Linked DNA regions of Homo sapiens: region 1 is linked to region 2. Evidence: chromatin contacts called from ENCODE Hi-C or POLR2A ChIA-PET data. All regions are on one chromosome and are shown on one strand. The core of a region is the stretch at or near the end of the contact, and the rest is flanking DNA. Distances in the headings are between cores, read along the strand shown. Region 1 overlaps FNBP1L (formin binding protein 1 like). Region 2 holds the start of FNBP1L (formin binding protein 1 like).

Region 1 (5,034 bases), core at 2,377-4,876, 110 kb before region 2:
TTCTACCAAAAACACATCTGCACTCGTGTATTTATCACAGCACTATTCACAACAGCAAAGACACAGAATCAACCCAGGTGCCCATTAATGGTTGACTGGATAAAGAAAATGTGGTGGCTAGGCATGGTGGCTCACGCCTGTAATCCCAGCACTTTGGGAGGCCAAGGCGGGTGGCCTGAGGTCAGGAGTTCGAAACCGGCCTGGCCAACATGGTGAAACCCTGTCTCTACTAAAAATACAAAAATTAGCCGGGTGTGGTGGCGGGCACCTGTAATCCCAGCTACTCAGGAGGTGGAGGCAGGAGAATCACTTGAACCCAGGAGGCGGAGGTTGCAGTGAGCAGAGATCATGCCATTGCACTCCAGCCTGGGCGACAAGAGCAAAACTCCATCTCAAAAAAAAAAAAAGAAAATGTGGTACATACACACCATGGAACACTACACAACCATGGAAAAGAATGAAATCATATTCTTTGCAGTAACATGGATGCAGCTGGAGGCCATTGCCATAAGCAAATTAATACAGAAACAGAAAACCAACTACTACTGCATGTCCTCACTTATAAGTGGGAGCAAAACATTGGGTAAACATGTACATAAAGATGGAAACAATAGACACTGGGGATCCCAAAAGCGGGGAGTGAGAGAGGGGAGAAAGGCTTGAAAAAATACCTATTGGTTACTATGTTCACTACTTGGGCAAAAGGATCATTAGAAGTCCAAAGCTCAGCAGCACACAATATATCCATGTAATAAGCCTGAACACGTGCCCCTTGAATCTAAAATTGTAATGAAAACTATAACCATAACCTAGCAATTCTACTCCTCGGTACAATTTTAGAGAAACTCTGAAATCAGTAAACATGTACATAGATACACATAAGCAGTATATTTTTACTAGCAAAACTAGTAGCCCAAATGTCCATCGACAAGAGGATGGATAATTTGTGTATACTTTTATAATGGAATACTATACACAATAAAATTATGCATAAACAAGGATAAATCTTAAAAATGATGAGTGAAAAAGTCTCAAGATACAATGGAATATTTAAAATATTTGATAACTGGGATATTACTAAATTCATAAATATATAAATCAGTGTACAAATCAACAAGATAATTCATTTTATTTAAACTACATAAAACTTTATCAAGTGATATAAGTAGCACAAACCATTTATAAATCACTAATAATTTTCAAGTTGTTTGTTTAAACAAATGGGTTGGTATAATCTTTTGCTTGATATGGCTGTCACCAGGGAAATGATGCCCCTGTGATTTGACACAAGGAACTGCAAACTCTTCCAGTGACTTCCCCCATTCAACTGACCACTGTCATTAGTTTACTAACCACTGCCTGGCACCTGAAGAGAGGGAACAGGTAATGGATCGCCATCTCACCTCCTACCCTCATCAGACAGCACAGCACCATCTGGGTGCTGGCTATATGCCAAGAGCCAGTGGCAGGAGCTCTCAGCCATAGAAGAGAATGGAGAAAAGGGAGAAAGACGGAGTAAGATGGTTGGGGATTGCTCATCTTGGTTTGCCAGAATTGGAAGCTTGTAGTTTGTCTGTCTCACTCCACACTCAAGACAGTGCTTCCACTGTGCCCACCTGGTAATATTCTACTTGTTAAACTGGGTGATATATTTATCTTATAATGGTTCATAACATACATATACATATTATCCACAAGAAACTCCTCAGGATGGAGATTCTGGGTTTACCAAATCAGTTCGTCAAATGCTCCCATATCCCTAATAGTGCTGTCACAACTCACAGAAAACAAGTGAGAAATCTTGTCAAACTGAAATTGTGTTGAAAGCAAGACACTAATTATGTCTTAGAATTACCCCCATTTGTATCAAAAGAAATGAGGCTATTTTGACATGGCTTATTCTTAGGAACCTCAGTCAGTTGCCCAATACACTGTCCCCTAAAAGCTAACATCATCTAATACTTTCAAGGGTTGTTGTCCAACTTCTCAGAATTTACTCTTCAAAATGTGTGTTTGCCAATTCCCCAATCTTTTGGTGCATCTTATGTTTTCTGTAGTTTCCCTAATTCCTGACAGTGACTATACTCAGGAATACATTGATCCTAGGTATATAAGCTCATTGAAATAGGTTGTTTCTTAAGCTTTTTTTTTTTTTTTTTTTTACTTAAGCTAATACAAGTTGAGTATCCCAAATTCAAAACTCCAAAATCTGAAACTTTTTGAGCAATGACATGATGCTCAAAGGAAATGCTGACTGGAGAATTTTGGATTTGGGGATTAAGGATGCTCAACTGTTAAGTATGTAATGCAAATATCTAAAAAAAAAAAAATCGGAAATATTTCTGGTCCCCAGCATTTCAGATAAGGAATACTTAACCTGTACATTCTTCAAAATAAAACCCTTTTCAATGAGACTAGAGAGACTTTTCATTTGTTGTTATCAAGGACGTTATCTTCCCCTCGCAAATAGGAAGTGATTTCACTGATCTTAGTTTTGATAATAAAAGCTTTCTTCATTGTTTTGAGCTCTCCACCCCAAACCTCTGTCCATCTGAAGCTTTAACAATTGACACTATTTTCCTGCTATTTTCATTGTTTTGTGTGTTCCTACTTCCAAACTTGGCATTGATCCCTAAATTTTCATCTCAACAATCGTAACCTCTCATTGTTCAGCATCTACCCTGAATTTTATTCCCTTTTCTGAGTTTCTAAAAGTTTGCAGTCATAGTTTCACATTTGCATTTTTTAAAAGGTGAATCTTCTGAAATTAGACTTCCTGAAGTTACAGATAATGTGTCACTAATTATGGCAAATGTTCTTTCCATGCTTTGAAATGCCAGGAAGACTTGGGTGTTGTAACTGATTAGGAATCAAGCCGGAGCACAGGAAATGCTGTCCAGCGTGTAGTGGCTAGATTGGGCTATGAGGTACAGGGACAGTTCGTATGGTTGCAGTGGACAGATGGTGTAAAAGGAAAGTCTATGCAACACAGCTACTGGAGAAGAAAGATAAATCCAAATTATTGCATGCAATTTAAATTCACTCTAAAGAGACAGCAAACTTTTTTTTTCCTTTAGGAAAGCTTAGAGAAACCAAAATTAGAATACAATTTCCAAAACTGCTTTGCAAAAAACAAAAAAAACTTGTCCCACTTATGGAATTTGTCATCTACTCTGTATTATCTGAGACTTGGCACATTCAAGAACAAAATCATCACATCTCTGATTCACATAGCAATGAAAGATCACACACTAAACACCTTAACAGGCCATGAAAAGATTGTTTTATTCCATGTAAATATTCTCAACAGAGAACACTATCTTTAAATGAAGGATTTACCATTAAGAAATCAACATGTGCACAAAAAGAGTAAAAATTACCAAAAAATTAAAGATTTTTTGGGACAATTCACATGTTCAAAATTTAAGAATGATTTAAACTGTGCAAGTACAAATGTCTTTCCTATTATAATAACCCATATACAGGTTGCACTATTCCACATCAAGGAACTTGCCTCCTACGGAAGCAAATCCTGCTTTTAGAAAAACAAACAGTAGCTTGAAAAGAACAGTTAGTCCTTACAAGAAAGTCTTAAACTTTGCCCTCTGTGGCTGTTAGCCAAAAAACCATAAGCACTTCAGGCTTTGTACAGAAGACAAACACAGCCAGATCACATTTCCTCCTCATTGCTAACCTTTAAAATAAAAATAGCACTAGATTTTAAAACTACTTCATGTAGTCTGTCAGTACTGAATAATGTCACATTATATAAATAACCCTGTAACGAGATTCAATATCTAAACTTTATAGTTTACTAGCTGCAAAGGTAATACACTATATGTCAGCTGTGTAACAGTGGTGACTTGATCTTATGAAGGCAGTAACTTTCACACAATTGTCATTCAGCTTTAGTATAACGGGTAGTATGATTCAAATAACACTGGGAAAAAGTTATTAAAGCAGTCACACAGCTTCTAAAATATTGCTTAAAATTCAATAATACACAAACCATTTCACGTTCTTTCTCCCCTCAAAACAGTAAAGAACCAAATTAATGAAGATTCAGTGGTACAAATAACCCCCCACCTGCCCCATCTCCCTATTACAACACCACTAAGAAATTAGTTAAGATACATGTCATTAACAGAATCACAAATGCGAGGCAGGACACCATGAGCAACAGGAGCACTAACAACAATCATATTTACAAGTATAAACATACAGAAATTCCATTTTACAAGTAAAAGTGCACATAGATCATTACAAAGTTTCACTAAATTTTATCAGGTTCAAACAAAAGCATCACGTGGAAAGAGACTATCATTGTAATTATCAAACATGATCGTCATAACCCAAAATAAAAAGACAATTGGGGGAGGCCCATAAAACTTCTCATAAAACCACTGAGGAAATTAAAATGGACTTGGACATGTCTTTAGTTTGATGCATAAATTTGAAGATGCACCACTGTATATGGTAGAGCTCTAATAGCCACCTACCGAGGCTACATCGGCAGCTGCAGCGGTGCTGCAGAGTTAAAGCAGGTCGCACTGAGCTGACACATAAAGCCCTTTGTGGGATACTGTAGTGGTAGTGTTGGCAATCAACAGATTTAGGCACTCAAGTTTAAGGCAGCATTTGAATGGAAGCAGCTGACTTTTGACAATAGTCCTTTGTCTTGAGGTGGTGAATATCTTCTGTGTTTATTATGCCAGGATTTCAGTGCTGACTAGATTCTTCCCAGACTGAGGTGCTGAAGATGTATCACGTTTCAAAGAGTTCTTTCAACTGGGCTGTAGGCTACAGCAGAGATGTTTTCTTTTTCTTATCATAAATACTTCAGGTTCACAGCTACTTCTTCGTAATGCCAAAACTGGAATGTTTGCAGTGGGGAAGTTATAGCAGTGTGCACAAATACTAAGATGGAAACATTAGTGCTGGAGATGTTTGACAAAGTGATTTGCACTACAAATGTAAAACAAAACAAGGCTTTGACAAGAACAAGGGAATCTAAAGACATGCCTGAAAAATCTA
Region 2 (4,803 bases), core at 397-2,896:
TATGTAATTCATTTACCATGCAATCCTCCCCAATATAAGAACAATTAATGCTATCTAAGAAACGGAATGAAGGGGCTCCTAAGGTATTTTCTCTTGGGTGGTGTGTTTTCAGACTGGGTAAGCACTTGTACAGAATGTTGCACAAGAGATTCCTGGCTGGCTAAGTAAAGCATTCACTAGATGGACTCTAAAGTCTCACAGTTCTAAGATTCCCAATCTATGAGTAGACGTGAAAAATAAGAAAACATTTTGCCTTTCAATTAACCCATTGGCTTTCACTCCCACCCTAGCTGGGCACACACATACTCAAAAGTTATTTCTCCCCTTTCTCTGCAGTGATTTCACGAGATCCTCGCGAACAAAAGGCACGGAAAACAGGCACAGGTGGAATAAAAAGGGGAGTGGCTGAGGCCAGGCGGCTCTCGGGACAGCGCCCCCACGCCCCCAGTTCTCCCGGCCGCACCTGAGAAATCACTGCCCTCCGCACCTGAGAAATCACTGCCCTCCACACCTCGACCCTTCCGCGCCGGCGCCAGGAGCAAATTCTCCGACCTATTACCCTCCGCCCGTACCTTGGCCAGACACTGGGCATTGTCTGGAGCCTCCTGTGCCAAAGAAAGGCAAGGAGGAAAGGAAAGGAGAGAACGAAGGAGAAAGAACAAGTGAGAATAAAGAACGGAAAGGGAAGTAAAGCAACAGGGAGACCGTACGCTCCTTTTGGTAAAATTAGCTTCCTCATCGATCACTCGATTTAATTCAGCCCCCAAAACCAACCCACCAGCCCAAAGGCTGCAGCCGGGGGTGGCCAAACCGGAGTCCCTCGAAGCTGTGCCCGCCCGAAGCACTGAGGCAGGGAGAGAGAAATGTGCGTGTGGGCTGGGCCTGGCTGGCCCGAGGCCGGGCTCCGAACAAAGCCGCCTGGGTCCCCATACCTGGGGCGAGGGCTCTGGGCGGCGCCGCCCCAGACGGGCGACGCCCTAGCCCCGCGGACCTGGCCCGGGCGAGGAATCGCGGCCGGTCCCCTCCCCGCCCTCGAACAGCGCCCCTTGGGGACAATGGGCCCCCTCCCCCGCCTCCGGGAGGAGAGATACAAAGGAAGAGAGGAGCCGCCGGGCGCGAAGCCAGGCGTCGGGAAAAGTGAAGGTGGAGGAGGGAGAAGGAACAAGAGGGGATCACGGCGCACGCAGGAGCCCGCGGGCTGCTCCCCCGGCCGTCCCGGGCGCCGCCCGAGCTGCACCACGGCGGCAAAGGCGGGAGCACGGACTAGCGGCCCCCTAGACCCCCGGCCGAGAAGGGAAGAGGAGTCTGCACACAAAGACGAGCGGGACCCTCACCCTCCGCCAGCGCCGGACCGAGGACGGCGGAGCGCGCTTTCACCGCCGAGGGTCCGCGGCGCCCGCCCAACCCGCGCTTCTCAGGGGCCGGGGTCCGTGCGGGGCGCCCCTCTCCCCGACTCACCCACAGCTCCGTGCCCCAGCTCATGGCGGAACTTTCTGGCCGTCTGGCGGTGCCGCTGTCCTTCAGTCTGTCGGCTCCACAGTCTGTCCGACCTCTCACTCGCTGGCCGGCGGGCTAGCAGCTCAGCGGGTCTACCTCGAAAGGTGCCGCCACCGCCGGGCTCCCCAGTGAGTGAGAAAGACGCGACTGGAGAAGCCTCCGCCGCCGACGCGTCCCCGCCTCCCCGCGCTGGGCGGGAGGGGGCCGGGGCCGAGGGGAGGCGGAACGCGGCGCGGGGAGGGGGCGGGGCGCAGTGCATCCTGGGATCGGGGAGGACCTGGGCTAGCCTGGCCACCGCCGGCGGGGTCCCCAAGCGGGCACCTGGTCACCCTCGCTGGCCCCTCTCGCTGGTCGAGTCTCCTCCTGCAGGTACCCCGGAGCTTGGACTGCCCCCACTCCGCTGCCAGTCGGACCCCTGTTTCCAAGATAGAAAGGGAGAGAAGGGAAAAGACCCCCACCGCCGCTATTATCTCATTCCTCCTCTGCGCTGAGCCCCTTTACATGAGGCAATTTTAGTTACCTGCCTTTCCTGCCTCTTGTCTCCTCCACTCGGGAGAAACCTTGACAGGGAAGCGTCATCCAAATCCTAGAGTTTAGACTGAGGAGAGTTGTGTTTTATTTTTTTAAATCTTGATGCTTAAGGTGATCTCTCCTTTCAAGCCTGATGCTTTGGCATGACGATTCTTGGGAACCACCAAAATGTGCACAGGTTGAACAGCAAATGTGAAGGCAACATGTCCCCGATTCTGTCTTTAATTAAATATTTTAATTTTATAAATTCTGTCAGGAAATTATAAAAAGAGGCAGCTCTTCCAGTAATCATTTAGGTATGTTGCCAGCGCACGAGATGGAAGACGTGGACAAATGTGAGCCGAGCTGTCACCTGCGGAAGATGAGAAGGCAGCTTGCCCCATGTCTGGAATGGGCACCTCGTGGGTGAGGGTTGGATGGGAGCCAGATTTTTCTCTGGTAGTGTAAACAGCTTATTCGGAACTTCAGATCTCTTTCACCTCCCAGTATCGGAACCTTGGAGGCAGGTCCACTACTTCCTTTTTTCTCTATGGAGCTACTTCCTGGCCTATCTCCATGGAAAGGCTGTTAGCTAGTTTGGCTGGTGCTACTAGATATCAAGTACGCTGAGCAACTCCCTAACATATGCTTTAGTATTAATAGCTTGTCTCCTAAAGCAAGCAAGCGCACACACACACACTTCAAAACAGTCAACTAGTAGAGTACTCCTCAGTGCGTCATGACAGCTGGGTGTTTTAGGAAGCTCTCCCAACGGGTTCTTTGTCAGCATTGAAACTCCTCCCCTACCTGGCCTGGACAGGTGTTCCAACCTCTTCCGCTTAATCCGTATTCTTTTGCCTAGCTGCGCTCCCTCTTGGAGTTGAGGCCAACAGCCTGAGTTCGCCTGACAGTCCAGTTGCTAATCTTCCTAAATTCTCTGCTGTCCTTTTCTGAGGCCACTTTAAGCATACAAATGCCCTCTTCCAAGTGGGTTATAGCCAATTTTTAAATGCTTAACTTTGTACCATGCAGTGAAAAGCCTGTGAAGGATTGAACAACACTTTCTAACATTTTTCTACATTGCCTCTATTCCAAAATAATTTCTTCGTTTATTTATGTCACCTAACACTGTTAACCGCCTCTCCCATCACTTCCTATCACTCCCTAGAATCATGAATGTATTTTGCAATTGCAAGTAACATTAATTAGTAAGGGGAAATGGATTTTTTTTTTTTTGAGACGGCGTTTCACTCTTGTCACCCAGCCTGGAGTGCAGTGGCGCGATCTCGGCTCACTGCAACCTCCACCCCCCAGGTTCAAGCAATTCTCCTGCCTCAACCTCCCGAGTAGCTAGGATTACAGGCGCCTGCCACCACGCCCAGCTAAATTTTGTGTTTTTAGTGGAGATAGGTTTTCACCATGTTGGCCGGTCTGGTCTCGAACTCCTGATCTCAAGTGATCTGCCCCCCTCAGCCTCTCAAAGTGCTGGGATTATAGGCGTGAGCCACTGCGCCCAGCTGGGAAATGGATTTATTAAATGGGTGTCATTATTTAGCACCACAGCAATACCAAGATTTATTATATCTAAGTATTGTCATAAAAGCTAAGACCTATAGAATATAATTTAAACCCAAGTTAAAGGATTTATCTTTTTTTTTTTTTTTTTTTTTTTTTTTTCTGAAACAGAGTCTTGCTTTGTTGCCCAGCAGTGCAGTATTGCCATCTGGGCTCACTGCAACCTTCACCTTTCCAGCTCAAGCAATTCACCTGCCTTAGCCTCCCAAGTAGCTGGGAGTACAGGTGCTCACCACCACACCTGGCTAATTTTTTGGATTTTTTTGTAAAGATGGGGTTTTGCCATTGGTGCCCAGGCTGGTCTTGAACCCCTGGGCTCAAGAGATCCAACCCCCTCAGCCTCCCAAAGTTTTGGGATTACAGGCCGTGAGCCACCACGCCCAGTGAGGATTTCCCTTTAAAGTAAAATAATCTACTGTTCACATTAAAATTTTCAACCGTGCTGTTTATGTAATTTCCCAAATGAACATAAAGCTCACCTCCTACATGAAGACTTTTTCTTCTTCCAAGGTTCTGAAGCAGGATTCCACAATTAAAACAATTCATTTCTCTTCAAAAAGCTAGATTTGGGGGCATCAAGGGTTTTCTTATTTGTTTTTGTTTTGAGACAAGGTCTCCTAATGTCCTGGAGACGTTAGGAGTGGCTGGAGTGCAGTGGCACCATCATAGCTCACTGCAGCCTTGACCTCCCAGACTCAAGTGATCCTCCCACCTCAGCCTCCTGAGTAGCTAGGACCACAGGCACACAACCACACCTGGCTAATTTTATTTATGTATTTATTTTTATTTATTTATTTATTTTTGTAGAGACAGAGGTCTCACAATGTTGCCCAGGTTGGTCTCAAATTCCTGGACTCAAGTGATCCTCCTACCTCAGCCTCCCAAAGTGATGGGATTACAGGAGTGAGCCACTGCACCCAGCCCTGCATCAAGTTGTAATATTCAAATTTAAATAAAATTTCTGTTACCCTCCATTACTATAAAATTTTTAATATAATTCATATTACCACCTTAAATAATCTCTTCTAAAGAATTATTTGTAATTTATAAAATTCTTTCATGACATTAAAAGTCACTGGTTCAACGATGTTTAAGCAAAAACAATTAAAAAGTGAAAACTTTCACAATAAAGAAATAAATGTTTAGTGTTATACTTTGTTAAAAAAATAATAAAGATTAATCAGATTTCAAAGTATTTCCTATTAGAACAAATCCTCTCTA

What was found. A loop is a pair of places that touch in the nucleus more often than their neighbours do. ChIA-PET counts read pairs that join two places held with the same protein, here RNA polymerase II (POLR2A). Pooled maps may share reads with other maps.
Region 1: a map of mammary epithelial cell shows a loop between it and region 2 (5-fold over the local background). The contact joins the enhancer-like site here to the promoter of FNBP1L in region 2. A Hi-C loop is called at or near these places in 40 of 168 maps with a recorded cell type or tissue (Caco-2, Calu3, IMR-90 and 22 more) and 23 of 50 pooled maps. POLR2A ChIA-PET finds 5 or more read pairs at or near these places in 3 of 52 experiments (A549, GM10248 and MCF 10A).

The regions. Positions count from the first base shown.
Region 1 is chr1:93,552,888-93,557,921 of GRCh38, reverse strand. FNBP1L (formin binding protein 1 like) reads right to left here. Exons shown (of 17, transcript NM_001164473.3): 17 at 3,261-5,034. Among named protein-coding and RNA genes, the nearest start is that of BCAR3-AS1, 37 kb to the left of the region's middle. RefSeq lists an enhancer at 4,380-4,908 and a silencer at 4,956-5,034. Within about 2 kb of position 3,626, at least 9 of the 41 ENCODE cell types and tissues checked have a DNase peak (open chromatin) inside an H3K27ac peak, as active enhancers do; they include endothelial cell of umbilical vein, left ventricle myocardium inferior and mammary epithelial cell, where a contact is called at or near this core.
Region 2 is chr1:93,444,961-93,449,763 of GRCh38, reverse strand. It overlaps FNBP1L (formin binding protein 1 like), which reads right to left and starts at 1,646. Exons shown (of 17, transcript NM_001164473.3): 1 at 1,459-1,646. The coding sequence starts at 1,482. RefSeq lists silencers at 1,489-1,538, 2,478-2,772 and an enhancer at 1,019-1,997.